Linked DNA regions of Homo sapiens: all the other regions are linked to region 2. A link is a loop called in an ENCODE intact Hi-C map of the cell type or tissue named here. Cell type or tissue: heart right ventricle. All regions are shown on one strand. Each heading gives the region's core, and the rest is flanking DNA. Links, peaks and the distances in the headings are about the cores only. Region 1 has its middle 110 kb from the start of COL21A1. Region 2 overlaps DST (dystonin). Region 3 has its middle 120 kb from the start of COL21A1. Region 4 overlaps DST (dystonin). Region 5 overlaps DST (dystonin). Region 6 overlaps DST (dystonin).

What was found. Hi-C counts contacts between places; a loop is a spot of excess contacts. Peaks named below come from ENCODE experiments on the same cell type or tissue, not always from the same donor. Only the 100,000 strongest peaks of a DNase experiment are listed, where the experiment ranks them.
Region 1: a loop joins it to region 2, with 4 times the contacts of the local background. A loop is called at or near these places in 34 of 110 quality-filtered maps.
Region 3: a loop joins it to region 2, with 3 times the contacts of the local background. A loop is called at or near these places in 12 of 110 quality-filtered maps.
Region 4: a loop joins it to region 2, with 5 times the contacts of the local background. A loop is called at or near these places in 88 of 110 quality-filtered maps.
Region 5: a loop joins it to region 2, with 3 times the contacts of the local background. A loop is called at or near these places in 61 of 110 quality-filtered maps.
Region 6: a loop joins it to region 2, with 5 times the contacts of the local background. A loop is called at or near these places in 88 of 110 quality-filtered maps.

What each region holds. Positions count from the first base shown.
Region 1 is chr6:56,356,590-56,361,663 of GRCh38, reverse strand. It overlaps a transcript of COL21A1 not described here. Among named protein-coding and RNA genes, the nearest start is that of COL21A1, 110 kb to the right of the region's middle. In heart right ventricle, for the core only: a CTCF peak has its summit at 2,243 (motif pointing left); a DNase peak (open chromatin) is centred at 2,263; H3K27ac peaks cover 8 bases.
Region 2 is chr6:56,849,405-56,854,478 of GRCh38, reverse strand. DST (dystonin) reads left to right here. Exons shown (of 104, transcript NM_001374736.1): 4 at 2,875-3,082. The region is part of intron 1 of DST-AS1 (DST antisense RNA 1); the gene reads right to left. Among named protein-coding and RNA genes, the nearest start is that of DST-AS1, 8.0 kb to the right of the region's middle. RefSeq lists a silencer at 2,394-2,688. In heart right ventricle, for the core only: CTCF peaks have their summits at 2,293 and 2,500; DNase peaks (open chromatin) are centred at 2,588 and 3,149; H3K4me3 peaks cover 2,435 bases; H3K27ac peaks cover 3,068 bases.
Region 3 is chr6:56,367,095-56,372,168 of GRCh38, reverse strand. It overlaps a transcript of COL21A1 not described here. Among named protein-coding and RNA genes, the nearest start is that of COL21A1, 120 kb to the right of the region's middle. In heart right ventricle, for the core only: a CTCF peak has its summit at 1,957; DNase peaks (open chromatin) are centred at 1,365 and 1,918; H3K27ac peaks cover 4,000 bases.
Region 4 is chr6:56,711,155-56,716,228 of GRCh38, reverse strand. The region is part of intron 5 of DST (dystonin); the gene reads left to right. Among named protein-coding and RNA genes, the nearest start is that of DST-AS1, 130 kb to the left of the region's middle. RefSeq lists enhancers at 471-1,032, 1,033-1,593, 1,759-1,808. In heart right ventricle, for the core only: no CTCF peak of the experiment used is centred there; a DNase peak (open chromatin) is centred at 2,616; H3K27ac peaks cover 3,705 bases.
Region 5 is chr6:56,765,297-56,770,370 of GRCh38, reverse strand. All of the region lies in intron 4 of DST (dystonin), which reads left to right. Among named protein-coding and RNA genes, the nearest start is that of DST-AS1, 76 kb to the left of the region's middle. RefSeq lists an enhancer at 3,216-3,335. In heart right ventricle, for the core only: a CTCF peak has its summit at 2,270 (motif pointing left); no DNase peak of the experiment used is centred there; H3K27ac peaks cover 3,062 bases.
Region 6 is chr6:56,639,448-56,644,521 of GRCh38, reverse strand. It overlaps DST (dystonin), which reads left to right. Exons shown (of 104, transcript NM_001374736.1): 16 at 2,019-2,112; 17 at 2,421-2,575; 18 at 3,917-4,379; 19 at 4,465-4,593; 20 at 4,749-4,826; 21 at 4,911-5,072. Among named protein-coding and RNA genes, the nearest start is that of DST-AS1, 200 kb to the left of the region's middle. In heart right ventricle, for the core only: no CTCF peak of the experiment used is centred there; no DNase peak of the experiment used is centred there.

The sequences.
Region 1 (5,074 bases), core at 278-4,277, 490 kb after region 2:
AATTCTGCCAACCAGAGTTTCCTATTATTACCATTTTGGTGCCATTATTTTTAAAACCAAAATTGTAGTTATTCTGATTTGGAGCTTCTTTATCTTCCTGTAGTAACCAAGTGTTTTCCTTAAGCCACTGGATAATCTTCTACATCATTTCAAACAGGTACCTGATAGTCCACTGAATGGATTATAAGGATGAAAAATAATCCTTTGTCACTGAGCATTTAGGTTATTTCCAACTTTAGGCTTGTTTTCCAATAATGTTTATAATATTAAAAATAAAATTAAGCAAATAGTTGTGCAACCTGCAAACAAAATCATGATCACTGAATACCCTGGTTATTCTTTTATGAGACGGAGCATGACATGGAAGAAACTCAGGAGACGGACATCCCACTGGCTCTGCTTTTGAGGATGTAGTTTAGTCTCATCCTCGTTTTACAGTGTAGAGAACTGAGAGTCAACAAACTTGAGTTACCTCTCCCAACCACAGAACAAGCAAATCATAAAACCCGAAAGTCTCTGACTTGCTGTCTTATGCCCTTTATTTGGTTAATATTGATTGATTGATTGATTGAGACGGAGTCTTGCTCTGTCACTAAGGCTGGAGTGCAGTGGCGCAATCTTGGCTCACTGCAACCTCCACCTCCCAGGTTTGAGCGATTCTCAGCCTCCTAAGTAGCTGGGATTACAGGCACGCGTCACCACAACCTGGCTTATTTTCGTATTTTTAGTAGAGACGGAGTTTCCCCATGATGGCCAGACTGGTCTTGAACTCCTGACTTCAGGTGATCTGCCCACCTTGGCCTCCCAAAGTGCTGTGATTACAGGCATGAGCCACTGCGCCCAGCCTATTTGGTTAATATTTAAATCCAATATTCTTAGATCTAAAAATACAAATAAGAAAAAAGGTGAGGGTTGTTGCTGATAATAATTCCAGCATCCTTTCTACCTGAGACTTATAGAATCATATTTCTGTTATTTAGATACATTTCCACTTATTTTAGGGATGGTGCCCTGGAAAGATACCGTATGTATTTGGTGTTGTCAACCTACACGATTTTGGTTTTAAATCTTTTCAATGCCTTTTTAAATTCATGCTGGCAACTTTTTGCAAAAACGTTTTTACCTGTTGCTATTGCATTATTCCATCCCCTTCCATTTTGGTTTCTATTTCTGTTAACTCTTGCCACCACATCATCACTCTGAGTCCTCAGGTTCACAGTGTTTATTATGGCTTAGACTCTTCTCATATTTAATAAAAGGGCCTGTTCATGTCTTTCATCGGGTTTGCAATAATCTCAGTATCATGCACATCCCTGAGTCTAGCATCTGTTCTCCCTGACTTTGCAATTTTGAATTCTGCTATTGTAACCTTCAAAGTGGTCCACATCACATCAGTGTGAAGTCGAACAGATGCCATGGCACAATGCAACTGGCTTTACTCTCTTTATGTGCTCAACCTATTCGGTGGTAGATGTGACACGACCCTCCCTCCACTCCCCTGTCACTTTTAGTAGTCTAAGCCTTCTGCTTTCTCATCACCATTGTATCTTCAAGGACTTCCAATTCCAGGAGAATGATTTAAAATCCTGTGAAAAAGAATCAGTGCTTCAAAACCTCTCTCTGTCATTCTTTTTAGGTCAATAGAAATGTTCATTTATGTGATTATTTGCAGTGCAAATACGATTATTCAGTGATGTTTTGAGCACATCATATCTTGCTAGTTTATTATTCCACAGTTTGCAATGACTCTTTGCAGAAGGAAGATCACAAATTAGATTAAGGAATATGTTTCATTTCCTTCGATCTAGGACACGGATAGGACTTCAGAGACTCCAGCAATTCTCCTTTGTCTTGCTTTTCAGACTCACATAATAGAACATCAATCTTGCAAAGGATCTCTCTGCCAAAACCACTGAGTTTAATTTAATGCACTACTTGGTCAAGACTGGAAGTCTTTATCTTCCATCCTCCATTAATATATCAATCTTAAGCATGACTGAAAAATGGGTACATTACTCGTAAAGATAAATTTGTGCATGTGCTCAGAAATGTCTCCTTTAGAATAATCAATAACAGATGTCCGATTGCCTCATATTTTCAGGTTTGAAATGTGACTTTATTAATGTAATAACGAATTACAGGACATAAACAGAAAAAAACCCAAACCAACCAACCCCCACCTACTTCCATGATCTGATTCAGGGAACTGAGTTGAAGAAAGGTATTGTGAGGTGCTTTGGTGCCCTCTGGTGGGTAATCATCTGAACAACACAGACGGTGTTTTAGTCATAGTTCATTTTGAAGGGGCCTTGGAAATCTGTTCCAATCCCCAAACTATAGGAGACAAAACAGAGCCCACGGGGCCCAGTGACTGGTGCAGAGTTCCAGGAAATCGTAATCCCGTGTCAGTCTAACTTGAAGCATTCTTGTTAAGGTTACTGGATAAGTATATAATTATCATATATTTGAAATTGTTTTCAGAAAATATTATCAGAAAAATTCTTCCACAGAGTAATTTTGGTGTGGAATGATCTGATGTATTTTATGATAACTTTTAGACAATGAAATTATATTTTAGAAGTGAATTATAGTCAGTTTAAATACTTACTAAATTCTATGAAAGTTTTGAGAAAAATTATTCAATATATTATAGATAGAAAATGTGACATTGATAAAATAGAAAAATTGCCAAGCTTTAACCAAACATCTGTTGAATGGAATTTTTTTTTTAACCATTGGGAAGGGAAAATACACCACATTATACTGTTGGATAAGACAAAACTTCTACACATATTCCTATAGCTCTATTTATCCATTTGACCATAACGTGCATTTTCATGCAATTTAAAATATTAATAAATGTGACTTTTCCAGAATATTTGGAGATTTTAGGCTTTTTTCTTTCTTCTTTAATTTATATTCTTTGAGTATCTCTCCTGACTTGGGGACATGTTTGGTAGAATTCCATATTTTAATGCTAAACTTTTCTTCTGATACAATTTAAATTCCAGCAAGATTTAATCAAAACTGCTAGAAGCTTAAAAACATACAGAATTGAATTATGGATTGTGTATACCAGTGGGTTGGAGTTGTTTTAATTTCTATTTTTCTTTCTCTTTCTGCCTCCTTAGGCTGTTGAATTTTACCATGTAGACAAGAGATCTAGGGAAAGAGGAGAAGGGAAGATATAAATCAAATTACACTTTGCAATCATCGTTTGAAGATTCAAATTCAGACGTGAAATCAATTGTTTAGAGAGGACATTTATGTTCAAATTGTAATATAACATCGTCTGTCTCAAACTTGGTTTGGGGTTTTTTTTTTACATATTAAAATTTCAGATTATCTTCAAATGTTGCTTGATTTGATTCAATCAGATTTGGCAACTAAAAAGTCCTAACAACAACAGCAAGAACATCTACATCTCGTTGAGAATGGACTAGGTGTGAGCCACTGCACTTGGCCTTCTCTATATTGCATTCCCTGAAACCTAAAACCGTATCAAAAGTGACACATCATCATTTTATATACCCCTTAGAAAAAAAGTGCAACTGAAATATTGCTAAATGATTTAATATCACATAGAATGTCATTGTATATATATTGAAAGAGCTGTATTAGGCTTAGCTAGACATTGATTCTTTTATCAGATATCACTCTTGTGCATGTATAAAAAGGTAAGTACGAAGAAATTGAGGTATTTCTAAACGTTTTTTGCATTCAGTCTATCTTCACTGAATCACTCTGACTCAGAATTGTTGAGGTTCTTGTTTCACTACCAGTATTGTCTTCTGTGGGTAGCACAGCATTTTTTAGAAGATGCCTATTATCTCCCATGCCACTGATACCTCTTCTGCAAGGCTTGGCATGCCGTGAAGCATTCTTGAGGTGTCAGCAGAAGGTTTCCAGAGAATAACCAGGACCCAAACTCCTTTCTCAAATGGTTCTGAGAACTTTGTTATTGTTTTCTGTCATTGCTGAAGATAATTAAAATTTCTCCGTGGCAGAGCCCTGCTGCCCAATTACAAAAATAACATCAACAGATCAATCTCCACAATCCTGAAGCAATCATGGCAGCTTTGATGATTTTGGTACAGGATGTGGTGAAAAATGTTATGGAATTCATCTTTATTTGTTTTTCAGAAATCACAATCAGAGCCCACTTACATTTTATGCGTACTTTCACACATTGTGTAGTGTCTTGTGTATTTCTTTCACCTCCACTGGAAGTTGAGTTCCAGTCATGCTACCAGTGTTAGCGAGTTTGTGCATGGACAGGCGATGATAGCTACATGCAGCTACACTCTTACGGATGGCAATTGTAAGATGCTGTAGATTGTAAGATACACTTCCATTTTGGAGATGTCAGACATGGGGAGACATAATTTTTTGAATCAGTGAAGTATGATGTGGTACTCTTTAATTTCCATTATAACCTTGTGAGGTAGATACTGTTTTCTCTAATTTACGGATTATTCAGTGAAACTATAGCACTAAAGGAAGATTTAAGAATACAGAGAACAGACTTTGCAAGAGGAATGGTTGCTTTGAGTTAGTCCTTTCTAAGCAATTAGAAGAAATGAGGAGTGATTGTTTCAGTTCATGGGACCTGGTATTAGGTATGTATCCTATTTACAAAGAAGTAAATTTATGATATATATTGTCTTTAGTGGGCCCAGAAAAAAAATGCACAGAATACTGAAGAATGTGTAAAAGTACTGATAAAATGTAACTGACCTCTAGTTTTGATTTCTGAAAAACAAATAGAGATGCATTTCATAACATTTTTTTCATTGTCTCCTGTACCAAAATCATCGAAGCTGCTGTGATTGCTTCAGTATTGTGGAGACTGAACTTTTGATGTTATTTTTGTAATTGGGCAGCAGGGCTCCTCCATGGAGAAATTTTAATTATTTTCAGCAAAGATCCAAAAGCTTCTTCAGAGAGAAGTGCTTCACAGCAGGAAATGGTGGCTAAGAGATTCATCCTATCGAAACAAGAATGTGTCAACAAATTTTCCCAGGCGTGTGCCAAGGAACTGCCTAAGGAATTTAAGCTGCCTGCAAGTTGTCAC
Region 2 (5,074 bases), core at 240-4,239:
ATGGTATCCATATAACTATATTTAAACAGTCTCCTATTGATGGACCTAGCTACCGAATTTGTATTTTAATAGGAATCAAACCTTAGGCAACAATAGTAGAATACTAGATAGGAACCTGGGGCTTTTGTTGATTACAGGAGCCCTCTTCCTTTGTCCTACCTTTCTAAGCCCCACATCAAAGGTTAGGCTCTGGCCTTTGGGTGAGAGAACATATTTGCTTTTCTTAAAACAAAAGGGAACTGTAGTTCCGCACTCTTTTCTAGCCCCCAAGATAGTAACATGATTTGGCAAGTCATTTCAAATCAATAAAGAATATAATAGGTTTTCTTTAGGATCAATCCACTTTAAAGCAGCTCCATTTAAATCTGTTTCCAATTTTCAGGGTTCAAATGGGCCTACTTTTATATAGTTTACCTTATATTTTTAAAAAGTATTCATGAAAATTTTTGTGGGAAAAAATCCGATACTTTAATTGTTAAAACACTTGGATCATGTAGCCTGGGAGAGACTTTGCCACATATAAATATGTATGATTTCCCTCAGTTTGTGTGTGTGTGTGGGGTCCATATTTTCCTATGATATATTGTTGAAAGAAGTGTTGTTGATTGTCTTTTCCTCTTTTTCTCTCTTATCTGTTTACCAATGACACTACCAGATTAGAGGCTGCACCAGTCAACACCCATGGGTCCATGGGTGGTAACTGTTCCCATCTGGCTATGAGTGATTAATGGTGTTTATGTCGTGGCATAAATCACATTTCGTTGTTCAATCAGCTGAGACTCAGGCCATTAAAAAAATTTACTCTACAAAAATCAATAACCAGTGGTTTTTGGAAAGGAGCAGTTCTTTAACAGTTATTCTCCAAGTCTGTCTGTAAAGATAAATAATCAAATTACTATCCTCACTAAAATAGTACAGGTAACAAGAAATATAATCTCACAGATAAAGGATGACCTTAAATAAGGACAGATAGGAAGCCATTTTTAGGAAGATAGAAAGCAGCCAAAGAAACCCAATACCCTCTTAAAAGTCTTTAAGAATGTCACCCTTTTATGCAGAGCCAGCCAAAAACAAAATCTCAGAAAGCTCAAGATGGATTTTCAGAAAAGCATGGAAAATAAACTGGGTTGATAATAGCATGCTGTGACTGACCTAATGCCACTCACAACTCCCTATGGATTGTAGCTACAATACAGAAAATCAATTTTATTTACTTTTTGCCTCAAGTTTGCCTAATGCCTTATTGTCATTAGAAAAATATACAGACTGTAAATAAATAAATTAGCCAAGATGATGAAATTTTATGTAAAATAAAATGGAAGACAGCTTTTTTGGGGGGAAAGAATAGAGAGCTACGTCTTACATACCTCACTTTGTGGGAAATATTACGTGAACTTCTAAAATAATGGGGTTTACACCTACTATGTGCCCACAAAAAAGAAAAATAAATAAAATAAAATAATGGTGTTGACCATGCATAGCCACAGGCCTAAACAGATTGAGGTAAGGTTGGTAGTCCTGATGCAATTAGAGTTTATTTCACGTACCTAGGGTGAGTGTTTTGGGATGTGGCTCACACAGCCTGTTTGTGCTGCAGTTGCCACTGCTTTTGTGGGAAGCCCAGTGTTTTTGCTCAAATTGGAGCATGCCTCACTGATTTCTGCCTGTAACTTGCTTCTTAGGAATCCATGGCTGCAAGTTACATTTCAGGAATTCGAGTTATACCAGTTTTGCATCTTTACCATGAGTCTCAGCGAAGTAGAATTCTCAGTAGGAAAGTCAAGACTTCCTTTTGATATGTCGTTATGTTTATAATTTTGCAGCAGAGATAGTCAACATCCTTGTTTCCTTAGTAAGCCAGTGGCTCTGTAAATAATCACAAACACAACCCAACAAAGAAGGAAGGAATAACATCTTGTGCCTTTTCCCTCTATGGAAGATATTAACACTTTTATGCAAGACATGACCCTACAGATTTGCTCCAGCTAGATGAAGGGAGGACTAACCTTCAGGCAAAGTGCTTTGGCAAAAGCATCCTGTTTCTCATTTCACTGTGTAATGACCAGGAGCTGAGAAGAGCTCTGTTTCCTGTCACTGCGCAGCATCATTCTCATTTACATTATTGGCAGCTGTTACTTTGCTGGAAGTTTAAATTATCTTGAGAACTCTAAACCGAGTTCAGATGTTTGTTTATTGGTGCTGCCATAGGCTTCTGAAAACAGTCTTTTGTGTTCTCCCAGTCTTAAGAAAAGGCTCTTCTCAGAATCAGCCCTTCCTCCCTCCTTGCTCTTTTCTGGGAACCTGCTTCAGTCTCATGAAGAAAATTAAATAAAGAGGACAGGGGCTTAAAACTGGTCAGAACGGAGTCTCCAGTGGTGAGGTGACTTGAAGCGGAAAGGAGTTGGGACTCAACATCCTGCATTTGTGCTTTGTTTTCGAAACTTCGAGTTAGTTGCATTGATGAATTAAGCAGCAGGCTAGTAATGGAAAATATTTCTACTGTCCTGGTGGGGGAGCCAAATACTATAGGTTTGTAACAGGAAGGCTGTTGATTCTGGCTTCATTGTTGGGCCAGTCATTTGTGAGCTGGTGGCCGGACCACAGGCCACACACTTCTTCCGTGCAAATCTTCATGTATTGAAACTGCCTGTGTATTGTTTTTACGATTGGAGACTTGGCCAAGAAAAGATGGTGAGCTCCGGGTTTTATTTTTTTGGTTTCTGCATATTCCCTCAGCTCCGAGGATGGTGCAGGATATGCCAGACCCAGTTTGGGGGCAGGGAGGGCGGCGGTGGTTGGTGGGGGAGATGTTTAAATCATTGAGCATATGTGAGTATTTTGCTGTTAATGCTTTTTCTGTGTCATTCTCTGTAGAGTTCCGGGAACGCGTCCTATCGCTGCTCTATGTCTTCCTCTGCGGATTTTTCCGATGAGGATGATTTCAGCCAGAAATCTGGCTCCGCATCCCCAGCTCCGGGAGACACCTTACCCTGGAATTTGCCTAAACATGAGAGATCGAAAAGAAAGATTCAAGGGGGCTCAGTGCTGGACCCTGCCGAGAGGGCAGTGCTTCGGATAGCAGGTAAGAGCATCTGGGGAAGGGGATGGAGTGGGGGAAGAGAGTTGCGGAAATTCGCCCATCTACCTCCTGGGGGGCCATAGCGGGAGCTGATGCACTGGGCAGGAATCTGTGCTCAAGGTGGGGGAGGATGATGACCATGTTTACTTTATGCCTTGTTTTACCGATAGAGCCATTTGCCCTGCCTGCTGGTGACTAAGCTGTTTGGCCCTGCCTTCTGGTTGGACGAATCGATTCCTTTGAAATGCAAGGAAATATTTACAGACATTTGCACTAAACTTTCCTAATTACTGCATTAGTTACCATAACATTCTGAAAGTATTAGCTCCAGTGATTGCTAGTATATTTGCGGGAAGCTGGAAGTGAGCAGCCTTTATTTTCATTTTTGCCCAGGGGCACTGAGCTACGCAGATTGAGAAGATCCATGGTTTTTGGTACCCAGGATTGCAAAGCATATTCCAGCAACTTGGATGTTGTTTTTCTTTAAATGTAGCATCTCTGTCTGCATCATTGTATCCATAGCAGCTTTCTGTCCTTAGTGCTTTTGAGGGTTTGGCCATCACGCCTTCCTGATTAATTAATACATGAGATGTGCCAATGTTTCTGTTCTGTGTTACCCGGTGTTCCCTTGCATTGGCCCTAAAAGCTGAACCAGAAGTGATGGCTTGTTTTACCCAGCTGAAAGCTGAGAACACTGTGGAAATCAACCTTCCAACCCCTGCGTGGTTTGTGTGTATGTGTCCTGTGCATGAGAGGTGCTTCCAGGGGTGTTGTTCCTTTCTTCCCTCAATATTTTTTTTTTCTTTCTTTCTTGGAAATGGTAACAGGGCAGGATGGAATGTGTCCTTGGGGACTTTCTTGCAAAGGCAGAAGGCCAGGTGTTCTTTAAGTTTGTTTCTGCATCCAGTGGTTCAGGCTTCCTTTCCTTCCCTCTCTTCCACTCTTAACTCTGGGGGTCCCTTTCCACAGTTGTTTTTTTTTTTTTTTTTTGCCTCCTATACTGTATTGCAAAGTTGGTACTTTCTCTTCCTCCAAGGGGGCTGGAGGGGACCAGCCCAGATTCCGGCCATCAAGGCAGCTGAGAACCCCCTTTTTGTCCCCCCAGTGGGATTTTCTGATTACGGGAAAAACAAACAGTGCCTAGCCAGCCATTCTCTAGTCAGGGTTTCTGGGGCAACAGCCTTGAGCTTCTTCTGGCTTCCGCTGTGAGATGCTGGCTGGTCTCACCCAGGCCTTTGAAGAGCAAGGGGTGGAGTGAGAAAGGGGAGGTGGAGGGAGGATGGAGACTGAGAGTGAGCAGGGGTAGACTTGGAGAGTCAAGGCAGACCAGAAAATGTTTAGTCACTGAGGCCTGCCTCCTTGCCCTGTTGAGAACTTTCCCGCAGGTCTGAGGCTCCAGCGAAATGAATGCCTATACAGATGACACTGCCCATACCAGATGTTTGACTCAGCAGAAAGGGAAGATAGATGAAAGGAGGGTGTGAGTGAGAAGTTACTGGGGGCTGATGGCCCACTTAGGGCATCAAAATGGGATACCTGTTCTATGTATTTTTTGGAAGGTAGAAGGTGCTTCTGGGCTGAGAGTTTTGATAGTAGTGGCAGAGATGGATATTTTGCTTTCAGTAATGAAGGAGGGAGTTATGACAGAAAGACAGGGCAGGTGTTTGTTAGGGGGAATGAAATTAGATAAATTGGGAAAAACTCTACTGGGCAGGAAGTCATGAGAAATTGGTAGTACTAACCATCATTGTACACTGCAGGTGGGGAAGATATTGAAGAACTCTATGTTCTAATGGGATGCAGTGTACATGAAGGTGCTGATGCTATTAGTAGACTGTGGAGTCATTGATGCAGGGGCCATCGCTTGTTAATTGTAAAATGTTCACTGAGTTTGTAGGGATAGCTGTGAAGTTGGTGGCAGGTGATGCACTGGGGATCTCAAAATTCCATTCTTTAGAATTTACAGGCCAGGTGTCGTGGCTCATGCCTGTAATC
Region 3 (5,074 bases), core at 325-4,324, 480 kb after region 2:
AAACATTTGATTAGAAGCCGGCTCCTTCCTCTCCAGGAGTTGGCATATCTCTGGCCCTGTTGAATTAGTGTTCTGGTGTAGGACACACCTCAAGGATTTATTCTCTGGGGGAATAAACATCTTGGAGCTGTCCCCTCATTTTCTGGGGCACAATACTTGTTGCCTTGTCCCCCTTCACTTTGCTAAGCACCTCTGGCCTCCCTGTTTCTTGGGTCCAACCCAGTCACAAGGGGACTCAGCCCAGCTCTGTGGAGCAGGGACTTGGGTGTGGATTCTGGAAACTCCTTTCTGCTTGTCCGATCATCTTCACTTCTCTGATGGCCCAGGGAGCTGAGGCCTTTAGGGGTTTAGCCCAGGAGAAATAGATGAAAGGTCAAGGAATTCAAATAACATATGAATGGAAAGTCTAAGGTCTTCTTGGCACCCAAAATGGTACCCACTTCTCCTGAATGGCTCAGACACTCCTGTGGATATAGTGTTCTTTCATCTGATGTCAATGAGAGGCTGAACTGCAGATTCTGCATGTCTCTGGCACTTCTTGGATTTATGAGGATGGGCCCCTCTACTCAAACTGCCCTTTCCTGGGGAACCCTGAGAAGTTCCAGTCTACCCAGGAGCTGGTGAACAGGCAGAAGAGGAAAGGCCTGGGATGGTCCACGTGAATGGGGGGAACTTGGGTTGAAGGCCGATATCTCTTCACCTTGGTTGCCCCTGAGGTGGGGCTGGGCACCTGACTCTCCTGGCATGCCCTTAAGCTGATAAAGCATTGGTCATCAGAATGCAGCAGATTGGGCTGTGATTCCTTGTCATTTAGATGAGCTGAAGCCAAACAACTCATAAGATGTCTCTTATCTTACCCTATCCCAGTGTACAAATGTAGTCCCTAAATCCTCTTTCTGCATTAGGATTTTCAGTGAATCTACTGAATAAATAGCAGATGCTGAAGAACTGAGTGACGATACATTTTTAACTTTTCAAACAGCAACTTGATGGCATTTAACTTCTCTTGAAGCTTCCAGACTCTGGAATATATCACACTTATTGGCTGAATTTCCCTTTGAACCTGGAGGGTTTTCAGCAGACATGAGTAACTGGTGAGCAGAAGTTGTGGTCAGCATGTGGTGCAGATCCTAGAGGAAGGGAAAGCAGGTTTTTAAGATGATCATTCAATTCTTCAAGGCATTTCCTTTTTCCATAAAAAGATTATATATTAACCTGATTAGAAATATGTAAATAAGCTGCCTCCTTCCTTTTATTTTCATCTGTTGCTCTGCAAAATCCATTCTTTTTCTGGGAATGGAAGGAACTGATGTAATTGTTCTGTGTGGAGGACAATGAAGAGCTATTGGATCTTTGCCAAGTACATTTCCTGCCAGGGCCTGTTCCTGCACTCAGTTTAATTATGAGCAATTGTTTGGGCTGTGATGTGAAGAAATATTAGAGAATGGAAAAAAAGAAGACCAGAGTTCAGAATATTATGCTACAACTGATTCATGTTTTGGCAAGAACTCTTAACTAGATTTTATGCTTTCGCCTTGTGATGGTATCATAGGGAGCAGCTTTGCCATATAAGCACATAAAGCCCAATTGTACGGTTTATTTTGAAAAGGTCCAAGTAAAAGCATTTGAAAAATGCAGGAATAACACCAGCTATAGGATAGAGTTCTGTGTTAATCATGTGCAGTGCCCTCACAGAGGGACCGCAGTTATTTTAAACTGCATGTTAACACCACCTGTATTTAGCTGGTGTGTCAAATTTTATTGCTTAGCTTTTCATATATTTGACAAATCTCACATTTTACAGAGAGGCTCTGATTAATTCTCACGGTGTGTGCTCAGAGAGGGACGTGATGCCGGTGGAAGCTGAACTCTGAGGAAGGCCGGGAACAGAGACAGGTTTTTCCAGATCGGGATCTGAATCAGGCAATCCAGGAGCCTAGTGTCCTCAAGCGGCCACTGCTGGGAACGTGAATGTAGGCGAGGACCTGGAGATCAGACTCCATGTGGGCCGTTGACCTTTTCTGTTTTTTTGATTAATAAAGGAAAAGACAAATACAGAAAAGCATAACAAGAAATTTAAAGTAGCCTAAAATCTCACCACCTAGAGATAACGCCTATATGGCCTCAAGTCTTTTTCTAGCTTATGTTTACACGTAAGCATATATTTTTGAATAATTACAACCATTCAACATAAACTGTTTTGTATGATACTTTTCCAATTAAAATATATCATGAGCATTTCCCTTGCTTTTAATTCAAATGAAAGAAGTTTTAGTAGCTGAGTGTGATTACCTTTAATAGCTGTACATTCACTCTGAATATCAATTGGTTTTGTATAAATATTTACTGTGGCTGTTTTAATTAGTTTCTGTTTGAATATCATTGAGGTTGAGCAATTTTTTCGTATTTATGGCCATTTATGTGATTCTTCTTTGGCGAATTGGCTATTTACATCCTTTGCCCATATTTCTATGATGGAGACATTGAATTAATTCTAATTGATTTAAAAGATCTCTCTCTGTTGAACACATTAACTCCTTTTATCATATCTTATAAAAAAAGTTTTCACAATTGTTTCCTTTCTTATCTTGTTCAGGATTCTTTTAAGATGGGAAGATTTACATTCTTTTGCAGTCACATACATCAGTTTTTTTTCTTTATTTTTTTTCTACCTTTATGTCCAGAAAAGCCTCTGGGTCTCAACATCAGACACTTTTTTTATCAATATTTTGATTCTTTCATGGACACAATTTTACATAACACCCTCTCACATCTTAGATTTCTTTTGCTGTGTGATATGTAGGATGGTTTTTGATGGGTCCTGCGTTTATCTAGTATTCATTTTGTTTTGAATTGACTTATGGCTATTCTTACCCTGTTATCAGACTGCTTGAACTATTATAACTTTATAGTATGCCTTCATTATCTTCTAGGGTAAGTCCTTCCACTTTTTACTAGTATTTCCATCTTTAAAAAGCCACCAATGATTAAAATAACACTTTTACTTAAGTGTTTTGAATTGAATTTTGTCTTTTGGCTATAGTTAGGAAAGATGACCAAAACAATTGGTTCTCGATATTCAGCTAATAGTAGATACTCTGGATTCATACTTAGTATTTATTTGCATTGATTTCTAAGCAATCTGTACTCCACCTAGCTTGTTTCCAAAGATGGCAGAAAATACCATGCTGCCCATTCTACAGATAGAGTCTCAGCAGTGAGCATATTACATTTTTAATGGAGAAATTATGTGGACATTTTTCTACTGAAATAGTCACAGTTAAATAAAATGAATGGTATACCAGCATCCAGCATATATTTGAAGACTGCTGTAGAAGATTAAAAATTAGAGACCATTGAAAATTTCTCTTCCTCAGCACCACTGAGAATAGGAACAGGAAATGTCCCAAGCGACACTTGCTCACAGAGAATTAATGATAGGAAGTGACCTTGAAGCTTCGTTCCCAAGAAATATAAACAAACTTTCCCTGGCAGCCAATGGCAGATAACTCTGAAACAAAAGGAATGTAAGTGAATTTTAAGGGGGGTGAGGAGAAGAGGTTGTGGAGTAAGAACCTGGTTCCAACCATGACCAACTGGAATTTTAATCAAATAACAAAGTGGTCACTGCCCTGGATAGCCACTGTTGTGCTCTTAACCGAGATTTTCTTCTAACTGTAGACAAATCAAGCCATTTCACATTGAATTTTTTCCTCTGCAATGCATGAAGCTGTGTAATCATCCACCTAAAATTATCTTATGAAAGAAGTGTCATTTCAATTCTTTTTGATTTGTCCACATCTCTGAAGAACACACTTTTGATGTGTATAGGTGCAGAGATTTAAAATTTTATATTTGTCTAGTATATAAAAATTATAGCTCAACAAATGAGAGAATAATTTAAAATGGTTAGGTTGTCCTAGAATAACTTATTTTAATGTTTAGAATTATTTATGAAATAAAAAATTACAAATATTCTGCAAATACCCCCCTGCTTAGTTGAGTCAAAGGACAGCTTGTTGAATAATTTCTGGTTAGAGTGCTGAGATTAGCACAAATTAGAAAAGGTTAAAATTTTTTTTCACAGTAGTTTAATTGAAATGATTGTGCGCAAATGCTTTTGGGTGTTTATGATATACCTTTAAGAATTGTTTCTTCCAGGTGCAGTGGCTCATTCCTGTTACTCCAGCACTTTGGGAGGCCAAGGTGGGCAGATCACTTTAGTCCAGGAATTCAAGACCAACCTGGGCAACATAAGGAAACTCCATCTCTACAAAAAATTAAAAAATAGCTGGGCACAGAGGCGTATGCCTGTAGTCCCAGCTACCCGTGAGGCTGAGGCGGGAGGATCTCTTGTGCTCAGGAGTTCGAGGCTGCAGTGAGCTGTGATTCCTCCACTGCACTCCAGCCTGGGTGACAAAGAAATACAAAAAAACAAAAAATTGTCTCAGTTCCAAGTAATAGAAAACTAGATGAATTAGCTTAAACAATGAGGATATTTACTAACTTACATAACAAGGAATTCAGAGGTTAATGTTCCAGAGAAGATGAATTCATTGGCTTGGTCATTTAGGTTCCTACTTTCTGCTGCTCTGCCATTCTCAGGGTCTGAGAGGGATTGGTTATCTCCCCTTATTGTCTCAAAGCGTCCTTTGTAGACACAAAATTATACTGTAGAAGAGTGGGAGTGTTTTCTCTTGTTTCTCTTGAGAGGGAGGAAATTTTTTCTAGTAGTCTTCAGAAGACTGTCCTTCACAGGTCATTGGCCAGATCTAAACCAATTGCCCACTCCCAGACTAATCACTGGCAAAGGAAATAAACTGACTGTAGTTGGTTCAGACCAATCAGTTTAGACTTGGATCACATAGGGAAGGCGTGAACATGCAAGCAAAGAGTATTGAGATTCTACCAGCCAGGAGGAAGGGAGAGGCTATTGTGTAAACAACAATCAGCATTTGAAAGTGATTTCCCATATATTATATATGAACAGTAATCAGTGAATAATGGCATTTTAAATCAATTCTAAATATTTTAAAGTTGATTTTAACTAAAATGGAAAAGCTACTAAATTAAC
Region 4 (5,074 bases), core at 282-4,281, 140 kb after region 2:
TCTGTTCCATTGATCTATATATCTATTTTTATTGAAAGTGTTTTGTTTTACGATTCATTATTCAGTCTTGAAATTTGATTTATCTAGACACTTTCCAGCCAGTCATTTACCAGACTAATTTAGATGGATAAGAGTTTTAGGGGTGGAGGGCAAGCTTCCTTTTTGCCCTCTTTGAAGATTTGCTGAAATGCTGACAACAGACAGATTCATAGGAGAAAAAGGCATACAGATTTATTTACGAATGCGTAGACTTGGAAGTCCTTCAAATATGAGACTCAAAGAAGGGCCAGATGGTTAGGGCTTATGTACCCTCTTCACAGGGGAGAGGGAAGGGGGGCGTATAGGAAATTTTAGAGGGGCAATAAATGATTTTCAGGGGAAATGAATGAGCTTAAAGAACAATGGCCTGGGTACAAAGTTCCTCTGAGCTCTGGGGAAGCTGCTGGGAAGGTGAGGGGCAGAACTTCATTTGTCTTATTATTCAGATAAAGTCTTTTAGGTAATCTCTCTGAGCTGCCCTGAGAAGAATAGATGAAAAGTCTGTCTGGGCATGGTGATGACTTTTAATCTCTTCTCTTTTCTGTGGTTAATCTTTCCTGGCTATTTGATGTAACTGCTAGAGAGAGGTCTTAAGGCAATTGCATTTCTTTTGGACAGAAATTTCCCTAGTCAGCTAAGGAAATTCTAGAGATCCTCCCTCTTTGCGCTTGGTGAGGAGTGGGAGAGAAACAAGAGAAGGTTAGAAAGTTAGGCAACTTCTAAAGACTTCCAATTTCTTCTCTTCAAAGTGCTCAGCATGCCAAAGCACCATACTTTGGAGGTGTCATTCTGTGCTCCTTAATAGGGGAAATACTTAGGAGGCTTGGCATGCAGAAGTGGACATTTCTCTTCAATGTGTTAGTCATTCAGAAGCAATTTACTTAACTCCAACTGTGTGGCAGAACATGATGCCAGGCACTAACTCCGATAGATGCCATGATGGGCCTTGGGGCAAACACAAATCCCCTGCTAGGAAGTCATTTGATGGGATTTGTGAATCCATTTCCTGAGTTTCTGTTTTTTTCCCTGTGATCCGGCAGGCATTCAAGAGCCCACAGCTGAGTGCATGGCTAAGGTCAAATGCAAAGTGTAGGTGACTAATCTTTTGTTTATTCAACAAAAGTTCTTTGAATATCTACTATATGAAAGGCACTGTGTCAGACATTAAGCATTTGCAGTGAGGACCAAAGACAGGGCCCTTTCTTCTTAAGGAAATTATTAATACATTTATGTATATTGTCTACATAAAACTATAAGTAAAATGATGATTGGTGTACTGGTATAATCCAAAGAATATGGGAGTGCAGAAGAAGGAAACCATCACTGCCTGGATGACGTTAGAATTTGACCTAGTAGGAAAAGTAAGATTTCAGTAACTAGAGGAGGAGTTATCAATAGAGAAATATCACAGCAGAGGTTTTAGAATGTGACCTCAAATATTCAGGAGACATTTTGTTTCAAAATCTCTCTTAGCCATCAGGAATGGACATGAAGCTCTAGTTAGGGCACTGGGACCTGAGCATCTTCCAGTAAACCCATAGCTGTTATGTGGTTCACTTTCAGAAGTGTGGCCCCTGATTTGCTAGGTGTTACCTGGCTCTAGCCTGCTCTTGGTGAAACTTGTCACTTTAAAAGGGAGTGTGCTCAGACAGGGGCTGGAGAGAAAATAACTTCCACTTAGATTTCAGCTTTAGTAAGAGACATCAGTGCAGTACCTCTTCTGTGACACTGGGCTTTTACAACTGGGAAAACTAGTTTTTAAGCATCTGTGGTCCGGAGATCTCTGTTGAGTAGACTAGAATCTGAAAGTTTGGCAGACTTATGATGTCATTTAGGAAGTGATCACTTTGAAACTTTTAATCCTCCTACAGAAAGTATATTTCTGTTGCAGAGATTAATTTAACAGGAGTGTATATAGCATCTGTCAAATTTTTAATTAAGTAATTAAAAGAATAAACCTGTATTTATAATTCCATTCCAAACATATCAGTTCCCCAGATATGATTTTGGGTGGTTTTATTTTAGAAAAATATGAATCGTGGTACTGGGGACATGGAGTGTCATCTGGATTTAAGGAAACATTCTTTGACAGGGAAGAGGTGTTAAGCATCAGAACGGATTGTAGCAGTGGCAGTGGTATCTCATCATCTGGGGGTGTCTTTAAAAATAGTTTTAGTGTTCCTCTCCTTTTGTCAGTTGTCTTGATCATAATCCTGGGTTATTTCAAAGGTTTAATGAAGAGGATGCAACCAGTTGCTCTCAGTTGTTTATTTTCAAGGACCCAAGGAAATGAGCTTATGTTTAAAGAGGAGTGAATTAGTTTGCATATAAAGTATCTGAAAGTATCAGAGTATCGTCAAAGCCTTAAAACTATAAAATATGCTATGAAGAGACCCCTAGATTTTCCAGTCCTTGAGACTTGAAAAAAAGAGATGAAGCAACCACTTGTGTCATGCCTATCCTAATCTCTCACCTTAGGAAATAATGCTCTGAAAGGGACACCGGGAAGTGCCCATGATGGCATGACCAGAAGGTGTCTGCACTCCTGGCTGGCTGCACCTTTCCTGGAGCTGTATCTACCAGTGGATTCTGTTACTTGCCCAGCACTAACCCCGCTCTATGAGGACCTTGCTTCCTCTCGAGTCTGCAGCCTGACTCATATTGTAACCATTCCAGCAAGTGGCTCACTGTTCGGTTAAGGATAGAGCCATGTAAGACATTATCCAGGAAGTAGATGAAGTTAATTTTTGAGGTTCAGGTAGTTCTTTGATTGTGTGTGTGTGTGTGTTGAGATTATAGGTCAGGCATTGACAACCTATAGCTCATTTGACAAAAGCCCCAAAAGAGATGATTCAGCTCAGAAGTATTCAGGGTAGTTGCCACAACCAGCACTTTAATCAGAATTGCAAAGTAGTTGAAATTTTTATTTGTCACATCCTTATATTCCTTTTCTGATGCTTCTCTTCCCACTCACCAGCTGCCCAGGGTCTTCAGACTGCCTTTTACCTGGAATCATACCATGCCCTGCACTGCAGTGCTACTCCCCTACATGTTATTCCATCTTATCACCAACCATGATTAAGATTTCTTTAAAACCAATGATAGGTAGGTATAAAGAGAAAGTCAGTCTGGTAAAGTGACCTTGTGTTAGAAGCACATGACTTGAGAGGTTGCTGTATCTGTCCCAGGAGCTCTCTTTTTTTGTTGTTGTTTCAAAGACAGAATGCTTTTACTTGAATACATCTCTAAATTTATAATGATCAATTTGAATCTGATTTATGAATTTGGTATAACGTTACAAGAGAGTCATTAGCTGGGAGGATTTGATGAGGAAATACACATTTTTTGAACTAGTGTGAATTTTGATCATGATATAAATTTAAATAAAACTAATTTAAAATTATTTAAAATAACCTTTGCATGATTTTTATTTTAAAGTATTTACAATTCTGTTTTAAAAGCTTTTCAGTAAAAGCTGGAATTTAAAAATATAGTGGAATCTCTTTAAAACAGTGGTGGTAAAGAATAAGACTGTAATGGTGTCATTATAGACTACCTGTGTCAAGCAGACTTTGTTACACCTAGTTATATTTTTTAAGTCATGGCACACAGATGAACTATGTCTAATTAGCTATTAGTATTATAATAGCATTCTACTTCGTTGTCATTATTTGTCTTTATATTACAACCACACATTTTCACTTATTTCCATCAAAATTTTGTTTCCTTGATTAGGTTTTCTCCTTAGACACGTTAAGTGATAATGACCCTTGCTTTCCCAGCTTTTTCTTTCTTTTGCCCAAATTATGAGAAAGTAGGAGGAGTAGGAAAAAGGTGAGCATAGTAAGGATATGGATTGGTTTCTCCTCTTTTCCTTATGCTGGTGTTAAAAATTGCTCTTGACATAGTAGTACTTACCATGATTTTTTTAAGGTGAAAAAGAGTTTAAAGAAAGATTTATATAAGTAATGAGCTAGGAGGATATTTGAAAAACCTGTAAAAGGTAATGCCCATATTCTCCTGCCAAACAGACAGAATACTGGAAAGAAGCATCCTTAGTCTTATCTAAAATACCTCCTCCTATTTTTTTTTTTTTTTTGAGACGGAGTCTCGCTCTGTCGCCCAGGCTGGAGTGCAGTGGCGGGATCTCGGCTCACTGCAAGCTCCGCCTCCCGGGTTCACGCCATTCTCCTGCCTCAGCCTCCCGAGTAGCTGGGACTACAGGCGCCCGCCACTACGCCCGGCTAATTTTTTGTATTTTTAGTAGAGACGGGGTTTCACCGTTTTAGCCGGGATGGTCTCGATCTCCTGACCTCGTGATCCGCCCGCCTCGGCCTCCCAAAGTGCTGGGATTACAGGCGTGAGCCACCGCGCCCGGCCACCTCCTCCTATTTTTAAAAGATTGCACAATAATATTTATTAGCTGTTCTTCTCTCTCTCATATGTGGAATGGGTAATGCTGATGCCTTTACAAGCCGACGCTCGTTTGTTAGACATTGTAGTGTGGAGTTTGTCAAGAATACATCTTTAATAATCTGTCCAAGGAACTGGACAGATACCAAAAAAGATATACTATGCAGAGTATATTGATTTCTGAATTTATTTCTCCCTTTCAGTTACATTACATTATAATTACCCCACACCAAGATCTGTACAGCTATGCAAGAGATGAAAAATCTACAGGTTCAGGGGAAAATGTGAGCAAAAATAGATTTTTTATCTGTTTTCTTGATAATAAAAGGGAAGATAGGAAAGATAGAGACCTAAACTCAAACCAAACCAGAACCAACCAACCCTAACCTCAGACTGTTACAGAAAAGTTACCTATTTAAAAATATTTAAAAATTGAAATAGCCTTTTAAAAAGGTTACTGCAACCATGGCGAAACTGTATAGAAGAGAATAAAAAATACCTAGGTGAAACAGTGACTAAAATACCCCAAATCTTAAAGTGTTTATCTGTAATATATTAATAAATGTTTTTATTTTATTTAACTACCTAGTTCCACCTTGTGGTGAAAGACTAGGAAAGGCCA
Region 5 (5,074 bases), core at 366-4,365, 84 kb after region 2:
AAGATAACATTAGGTCCAAAAATTATATCATACTTTATGGCGTAACACCAATACCATGAGGCCTGGGAGTCAAACAGACCAAATGTTGAAAACCTGGCTGTACCATTTTTAAGTGGGACTTTTCATGATTTGTCTAACTTCTCTGTACCCCAGTTTCTTTACCAAATTAATGGTTTCCTGGTTACTATTGCATCATTAAACTCTCTTATCTGCTGTTTAGGAGTCTTATCTGCTGTTTAGACACTGATTAAGTTATAACACCAGAATGGATGCTCTGAAGGGCAGATTCATATGCAATGAGAACATATAGTGAGGCTTGACTGAAGGAAGTCAGCAAAGGAACATCAATAAATAACTCTTTAGCCAAAATTTTGATGTAACTGTATTGATTTCCTTACACATGAGTTTTGATATTTTATTTCTACTTTTAGTATCCTTTTCGTATGTGTTAACTCCATGTTGGAAGTGGGCAGAGTATGGATAATAAAGTAATAAGAGAATAAGCTTTTTGAGGACAGGAATACATTTTTTCTTTCCTTCTTTGTGAAACGGGGTCTCAACTTGCAACGCCACTTGCCCAGGCTGGAGTGCAGTGGCGTGATCTTGGCTCACTGCAGCCTTGACCTCCCGGGCTCAGGTGATTCTCCTGCCTCAGCCTCCTGAGTAGCTGGGACTACAGGTCCCTGCCACTACACGTGGCTAGTTTTTGTGTTTTTTTGTAGAGATGGGGTTTTGCCATGTTGCCCAGGCTGGTCCTGAATTCCTGGACTCAATCCACCCGCTTTGGCCTCTCAAAGTGTGAGGATTACAGACATGAGCCACCGTGCCTGACCAATTTTTTTTTAATAGACTTTTAGAGCAGTTTAAGTTTACAGAAAAATTAGGCAGAAAGTACAGAGTTCCCGCATCCTTCCTCTTCTCACATCATTTGGGTTAATGCCTTGAAGTGTAATTGCTGAATTATATGGTAAGACTATGTTTAGCTTTGTAAGAAACAACTCAAAGTAGCTGTATTGTTTTGCATTTCCACCATCAGTTAAAGAGAGTTTCTGTTGCTCCACCTCCTTGCCAGCGTCTGGTGTTGTAATCTTTTTAGATTTTAGCCATTCCAATAGATGTGTATAGTGGTGTCTCACGTTGTTTTAATTTGCAATTCTCTAATATGGTGTTGAGCATCTTTTTATATGCTTATTTGCCAACTGTATATTTCCTTTAGTAAACTGTCTGTTCAGATATTTTGCCCACTTTTAAACTGAGTTGTTTGCTTTCTTATGATTGATTTTTTAAGATTTCTTTGTATATTTTGGATACTAGTTCTTTATCATATATGTGATTTGCAAATATATGTGTATATTGCGATGGAGTCTCACTCTGTCACCAGGCTGGAGTGCAGTGGTGTGATCTTGGCTCACTGCAACCTCTGACTCTCTGGTTCCACTATGCCCTGCTAAGTTTTGTATTTTTAGTAGAGATGGGGTTTCACCATGTTGGCCAGGATGGTCTTGATCTCCTGACCTCTTGATCCGCCTGCCTTGACCTCCCAGAGTGCTGGGATTACAGGTGTGAGCCACCGTGCCCAGCCATGATTTGCAAATATTTTCTCTTAGTCTGTGGCTTATCTTTTCATTTTCTTAACAGTGTCTTTTGCAGAGTGGAGGTTTTTAATTTTAATGAATCCAACCTATGTTTTTTCTTTTATGGATCATGATGTTGGTATTGTATTTAAAAATTCATCATCAAATCCAGGGTCATCTAGATTTTCTTTTATGTTATCTTCCTAAAGTTTTATAGTTTTGAATTTTACATTTAGTCTGTGATTCATTTTGAGTTAAATTTTGTGAAAGGTATAAGGTCTGTGCCTAAATTTGTATATTTTTTGCATATAGATGTCCAGTTGTTCCAGTACCATTTGTTGAAAAGATTATCCATTCTCTGTTGAATTGCTTTTTCTTTTTTGTCAAAGATCACTTTACTAAATTTGTGTGGGTCTATTTCTGGGCCCTCTGTTATGTTCCTTTGGTCGACTTGACTTTTCTTTTGCCAAAACCACACTGTTTCGACAACTGTAGCTTTATAATAGGTATTGAAATTGGGTAGTATTAGTCATTCAACTTGTTATTTTCTGGGATTGTGTTGTCTATTCTAGGTTGGAATAATTTTTTATACCTTAGAAATAAGCACTTGGTAAATATTCTGTGTTGAGAAACTTTTTCTCGGTACACAATGGTTACCTTTTTAAACACAAGTCAGATCTGTTATTCTTTTGCCTCAGCTCCCTCCAGTGGCTTCCTATTTTAGTGAGAATCAAATTGAAGGTCTTCGAAATGGCTTATATGGTCCTGTGGTACCTGGCTCTTCTGTTACCTCTTTAGCTTCATCTTTTAATACTTTTTGTCTTGGTCTCTTTATTTCATACCTAATGGCCTCCTTGCTCTTGTTTGAGTACACCAGGCATATCCTGTCTTAGGTCTGTAGCAGTGGCTGTTGGCTTTATCTGAATGTCTTTCTTCCAGATATCTGTATGGCTAACTCCTTCATCTCTTTTAAGTCTTATTCAGATGCCCCCCTTCTCAATGGGGACTCTCTGATCATTTTATTTAAAATTCCATCTTGCCTCTCACTTGTCCCTCAACCTCCACACCCTCAATTTCTCTTAACCTGCTCTGTTTTATTTCACAGCCATCACTATGAACATCCTCTAATACTTATTTGTTTTATTTATTTATTTATTTATTTATTTATTTATTTATTTATTTGAGACAGGGTCTTGCTCTGTCACCCAGGCAAGTACAGTCGTGCGATACCAGCTCACTGCAACTTCCGCCTCTTGGGTTCAAGCAATTCTCGTATCTCAGCTTCCCGAGTAGCTAGGATTACAGATGTGCAACACCATGCCACGCTAATTTTTGTATTTTTAGTAGAGATGGGATTTCGCCATGTTGGTCAGGCTGGTCTTGAATGCCTGACCTCAAGTGATCTGCCCACTTTGGCCTCCCAAAGTGTTGGGATTACAGATGTAAGCCATCACTCCCTGCCACTTGTTATTTTTATTATTATTGATTGCTGTTTCTCTTTTTGTTAGAATTTAATTCCACATTGTCAGGGCTCTTTGTTTTGTTTACCAGTGTATCTTCAACTCATAAAGCATAGTAGGTTTTCAATAAATATTAGTTTTAAAAAATGTATGAATGTGTAAGTTGAGACTGATAGAGCATTAGCTGTGTGCAAGAATGCTGATTCATTAGATCTTACCTGATCTTTAGCTGATGACCTTCTAAGATGAACTGAAAACTGAAACCAAGCCAAAGAAATGTTTTTAGAAAATTCATTGATTTTTTTTGACAAGCTGCAGCTGCTTGTGGTGGTATAAATAGGTTTCCTTACTGTGTTATTTAAGAGTAGCTTAAGGGCATGAGCCAAGTCAAAACAGAAAAAAAGCACTGACTCATTAGATTTTTAAAGCATGGGTTGTCCACTTGTGTTTCTAGGTTAAGAGAATTGGGGTTTCCCATATAATCAGAACTATTAAAGGTACTGCAAGGCTGTGTGCGGTGGCTCATGCCTGTAATCCCAGCACTTTGGGAGATTGAGGCGGGTGGATCACCTGAGGTCAGGAGTTCGAGACCAGCCTGACCAACACGGTGAAACCCCGACTCTACTAAAAGTGCAAAAATTAGCTGGGCATGGTGGCGCGTGCCTGTAATCCCAGCTACTTGGGAAGCTGAAGCGGGAGAATTGCTTGAACCTGGGAGGCGGAGGTTGCAGTGAGTCGAAATCACGCCACTGCATACCAGCGTGGGTGGCAGAGCGAGACTGAGTCTCAAAAAGGAAAAAAAAAAAAAAAAGATACCGCAGCAATTGCAGAGAAAGGCCTTATATGTCTGATGAGAAACTGCAAGCTTTAGAAAGACAGCAGTGCTATCTTCCCAAACAACATGATAGCCAGCATGTCAAAGCCAGATTTCTTTTACCCATCTTTGTATCTCGGCATCTAGCCTGGTTAGTACTTGGCATGCAGTAGGTGCTCAGAAACTACTTGTTGAAAGAATGCATTGTCAGTGAACAGTGGTCACATTCATGATGTGGAAATGTCATGGACATGGGAGACATTATACTCATGTGTTCTCATGTGTTCTTGTTTTATAAGAACATGCTTTTTATACTGTATCATAGAAATTGTATTAAGCAAATTGACTTTGACTTGAAGTCTCAGGCATGTAAGCTTTCTACAAAATGTGAATCCATGCTTCAATTAATCAATCTTTGAGAGATAAGGCTCAACTTTCACAGTTAGAGTGGATGGATTGGGTTTTGGTCCCATGAGGCTGTAGTGTAAGAATACTAACTTGTGCGTGTGACTAGCTAAGTAGGACAAATCCTTTTGCTCAGATTCTCTTTGCCCACATATAGTTCAAGTAAACACAATGAACCCAAAACCAAATTTGCTAAGTCCTTAGAGGAAATGTTACTTAGGTGTTTTTAGAATGTTTAAAATTTTTGAGTTTTTGGGTGGTAGAGATGCCTTTGTTTTCCTGCTTAGGAAAGTTGAATAAAAGGCTGTCATAGCTCCATTCCTGATAGTTGTCAGGGACCAATAACTGAAGTCTGAGTAAAATCTTTGGAGACTTCTTCCAGATGCTAGTAATTGCTTTAACTTGAGTCTGTCTGGCAGTACCTCAAGATCTCTGTTATATCTCATAACTCATACTTCACCATTCATCTTAACATCTCTGTTCTCTAAGCACAGATTGCTTTTTGCTGCCTCTCATCACCTCTGCCTCAAGACAGACCAGAAATCTCTTGCATATCTCACCTCTGCACTGTACGTTTATTTTACAGTCTTCTCCTTTATGATATCCTGGCATGCATATGTTTCGTGCATTATTTCTACTATGGTTGATTGGAATTCATTCTCTTCATTGGCAGTTCTAGTTTCTACCTGACTTCTTCCTTGAGTGACTTCTTATGATTCTAGAATAGTAATTTGATAACACTTGCAAGTTCTGTTACTGCATTTCAGTATTTGTTATGAAATTCAAAATATCTCAAAACATAAAATTGGGGGCAAATGATA
Region 6 (5,074 bases), core at 312-4,311, 210 kb after region 2:
TTGTTTTTTTTCTGTCCCTTGCGTTGCCAGTGCTTTACACAGCGCCTGACACAACATTAGAGGTGCTCAGTATTGTCATGTTCTCTGTGCCTTACACATTGACTTCAGGATTCAACGTTGTGAAATAATGCATAAAATAAATATATGAGAGCATGTCTAACCTGTCAGTCCTTTATTAAATTACTGATTACATTTATGTTAAAGTATAATAATATGTGTACATAACTGGATTATTAAAACCAAAACAAGCCATAAATATACAGGATGCAGCTTTTACGGAAAAGGTAATTTGAGTGATTGAAATGAGATACTATGTTAATCATTTGAAATAATGGAAAAGTATTCCAGAGGATACAGAGTAGATTTTTAGTCATCAGAACAGTAGCTGAATTTTAAGATATGTTCATAAAAGAAAGCAGAGAGTGGTTGAGAGTTCAGGGCCTAGAAGCCACTCAATTTTAAATTAGATTATTAGCTCAGCCTGCAAAGTTGTATGATGTTAGACAAGTTCTTTAACCGTCTAAGCCTCAGTTTCTTCATTTGTAAACAGGATGTAATAGTGCCTACTACATTGGGTGGTTATGAGTATGAGATGAGTTATGTATCTAAAATGATTAATTTCTTGCACATAATAATTACTTAATAAATGCCAGGTGCCACTGTTATTGTTTTGAGCTATTCTGTTCACTCACTATATTTGATGTGGCACTCTCACACTTGATCTTAGCCAAAAGGCCAAGAAGCAATTGGTGTGGCACTCTCAAATTTCCCCTTTCTTGACCCCTGAAAAGAAAAATATCTATTCTTAGAGTGGAGAAGTAACAGTATTATTGGAGGTAGGAAAATATTTAGGAGGCTGGTTGGATAAATGCCTTCATGTTTCTTCATGCGAATTTTTTGGCATTGTCTATGTATTGCGAGTAATAGCTATGTGGCATGGAAGTGTATGAAAAACAAATGGGAAAGAGCCAGTGTTCTTATGCCATGTAATATCCTATAGAATGGAAAAACAAGCACAGACAAATTAAATTTGTAAGCATTGCATCAGTATTCTACTTGGCACTTTATAGTAGGTTTAGAAGTAACATTACTGGGAGCGTGTCATATAAAGAAAGGTAAATGGATACTTTTTCCATTAATTTAACCTAATAAACAAATGACATGGTGGTTAAAATGGAAGCGTACTTTGCTTCTCATCAAATTCATTTGTTTATAGGTACTTCATAATTTCTAGCTGTTTGCCTTCCTTACATTATTCAGCACAGACCTGGTCTTTTGCAGAAGTCAGACTATGATTGGATATTTGTGTTCTTTTAGCTAATGATTGGTATTGCCAGAATAATCTTTACTAGTTGTCCTGGACATCTGTGAGGCATCTGAGTTGTTTTTTAGGTGGTTGCAATTGGATGACTCTTAGTGCAAATATTTGGCATATCCTTTCCAGTGACGCCCAATCTGCCTGCTTTGTTCATACTTGTAGGGTTTTAATACAAGCTACAAAAGGCAAACCTCAGCTAGCAAACGAATGGCTTTAGGCTAGATTCTTTTGAATAGTTATCAGCATATTATTTGCTGTGTGTTGCATATGCATGTTGAAGCATATTTAAGGAGCCACTAAAAGCTGTAATATTCAGCTGCCACTTTTCACCGTTAGAAGTAGAGCTTTTTCCAGACCTCCTACCTTTTAGTCTACTTTGAAAGGTGAAAGAAAGAACATCGTTTCAGGAATAAAAATGCACAGTAGTAGTTATAGTTACCGTAGCAGTGATTCTGTGTTTAGTAACACTACCAGCACTCGAACCAGTCTTGATTCAAATGAAAATCTTCTCTTGGTTCATTGTGGTCCAACACTGATCAACTCTTGCATTAGCTTCGGCAGTGAATCCTTTGATGGACACAGGTATTGAATCATTGGTGTGGGATTGTGTTTTACTTTTTGATGGGCAGCACTTTTCAGGAATGGTGAGCTCTTTGACTTCAAAGGGAGAAGCTTTATTTTATTTTGTCTCATCTTTTAGGTTAGAAATGTTGCAACAGATTGCCAACAGAGTTCAGAGGGACAGTGTCATCTGTGAAGACAAACTGATTCTTGCTGGAAATGCTCTTCAGTCTGTAAGTTAATTTTAGGAGCCATTGGGGTTGTGGTAGAGGAGTCACTGTGCGTTTGGATGAACTAAAACTTTTACATAATGTTTGGTTGATTCTTCGTAATACTCTCCACTGAAACTTAAAGTTTGTTAAAGATTATGATTGGTGTTTGCTCTCTTGAGAGACAAGAAGAGGGAAAACATATTTTTGAACCAACAAGGAAAACTAAAGAAAGCCCAAGTAGGCTTCTGTTCCAATATTTGATGTTTTATATTTCAGGTTGTTTTGAAACTTGTTTCACAGAATTAATACTGAGTTCTTTTAAAATACAGGATTCTAAAAGATTAGAATCAGGAGTGCAGTTTCAGAATGAAGCAGAAATTGCTGGGTATATACTTGAATGTGAGAACCTTTTACGCCAGCATGTAATTGATGTACAGATTCTTATTGATGGAAAATACTACCAGGCAGATCAATTGGTACAGAGGTAAGAGTGCTACTTATTCTTTCTCTGTCCTTTTTTTGTGTAACTGTTTCATGGGCATTTGAAATAGGAATGTAGAGTATGAAAATTTTATGAAATATATTTCTTTGCTGTTTTTTAGTTGAAAATGTGTGTCACATTTTTATATATTTTGGTGTTTAAGTAGGTACTTGTCTTTTAAAGATTAGCAATAGAAAAAATATTTTATGGTGCGTATAATACTGCTGCAGTAACTAACTCGTTAAAATGAATACCCTAGATATAGATGTAAGTTACATGCATACATTTACATACATTTAAAGTATTCATGGGATGTTTGAAAGAGAAAAAAATCTAAGAAAAGTGTCTGTTTTTTGTTCTTTGAGATGCAGTTTTGCTCTCTCACCCAGGCTGGAGTGCAGTGGTGTGATCTCGGCTCACTGCAGCCTCTGCCTCCTGGGTTCAGGCGATTCTCATGTCTCAGCCTCCCTAGTAGCTGGGATTACAGGCACCCGCCACCACACCTGGCTAATTTTTTGTATTTTTAGTGGAGGCAGGGTTTTGCCATGTTTGCCAGGCTGGTCTTGTACTCCTGACCTTAAGTGATCCACCTGCCTCAGCCTCCCAAAATGCTGTGATTATAGGCATGAGCCACCATGCCTGGCCAAAAAGTGTCATTTTTAATTCAGCTTTTTAGTTTTCTGTTTATCCTATTATGAAAATGTTCATAACAAAATCTTGAAAGAAAATACGTGTATAAAAACCTTTATCACTGAGAAGTGTGTGTATGGGGGTAAGTATGGAATATTTCAGGCTATAACCTCTCTCTCTCTCTCTCTCTCTCTCTCTCTCTCTGTGCATAAATATGTAAATGCAAAAATTTTAAATGATCCTTTGACTCAGTAATTTCACCTTTAGGAATCTATAGTAATTCTAAATATGAAAAATATATACATAAATGTAAAAATGATCATATTATGCTATAGTAATTGTATTCATTATAAATCATAGTTATAAAGACAAATAAGATTGAAAGTCCTCATAGTACAATGCTCATTGAAAAAAATCATGATGCAAAATTTTAGCAATGTGATTTCAATTGCCTCCTCATTTTGCTTGTTTGTATTTTTGAGCCGTTTAGGCATACTGAAAAATTGAGTGAAAAATACAGAGTTCCCATATGCTCCCTTATACCTCCCTCTTCCCCTGTTATTTACATCTTGCATTAGTGTGGCACATTTGCTAAAACTGATAAGCCAACATTGATACATCATTATTAACTAAAACCTATAATTAACATTAGAGTTCACTCTTTGTTACAAGTGCCTTTATATTTCACCTTATCCCTTTGGATTTTCTTTTCAGGGTTGCAAAACTGCGTGACGAAATTATGGCCTTAAGGAACGAATGTTCTTCTGTGTACAGCAAAGGACGCATACTGACAACAGAACAGACAAAGCTCATGATATCAGGAATCACTCAAAGTTTAAACTCAGGATTTGCACAGACCTTACACCCTAGTCTGACCTCAGGGCTGACCCAGAGTTTAACACCTTCCCTAACCTCTTCTAGTATGACTTCTGGCCTGTCATCAGGGATGACTTCCCGCCTGACTCCATCTGTCACTCCAGCTTATACACCTGGTTTCCCATCAGGATTAGTTCCAAATTTCAGTTCAGGAGTAGAGCCAAATTCATTGCAAACTTTGAAGTTGATGCAGATCCGAAAACCCCTTCTAAAGTCTTCTTTGCTGGATCAAAATTTAACAGAAGAAGAAATCAATATGAAATTTGTTCAGGATCTTTTGAATTGGGTTGATGAGATGCAGGTAAAAAAATGTTTACTTTACCTGAGTGTTTCAGTCTTTATTGTTATCAATTTCTTTTTTAAACTTAGTATTTTACTGTCTGAAGGTACAACTGGACCGCACTGAGTGGGGCTCAGATTTGCCAAGTGTTGAAAGCCATTTAGAAAATCATAAAAATGTTCATAGAGCTATTGAAGAATTTGAATCTAGTCTCAAAGAAGCTAAAATCAGTGAGGTATGTGAATTTAAAATTTGTATATATTTCATTTTAGTTTACTCTTGTTTTGCTTTTTACATGAAGACCCTGTAAATCAATAATAGATACATTAAGTGTGAGTCAGAATTCCTTCAGATTCCTGACTGGAGTGTCTTTTTAATCTCATGTTATAGATTCAAATGACAGCACCTCTTAAACTGACTTATGCAGAAAAGTTGCACAGATTAGAGAGTCAGTATGCAAAACTCTTGGTAAGTTTTTTTTTTTAAACCTTCTGTTTCCCTTATCTATATTTGGCAAAAACATGATTCTTATGATGATTTTCCTTACTAAAGAATACATCCAGGAATCAAGAACGGCACCTTGATACACTCCATAATTTTGTAAGTCGTGCGACTAATGAACTTATTTGGTTGAATGAAAAAGAAGAGGAGGAAGTTGCTTATGACTGGAGTGAGAGAAACACCAACATAGCTAGGAAAAAAGATTATCATGCTGT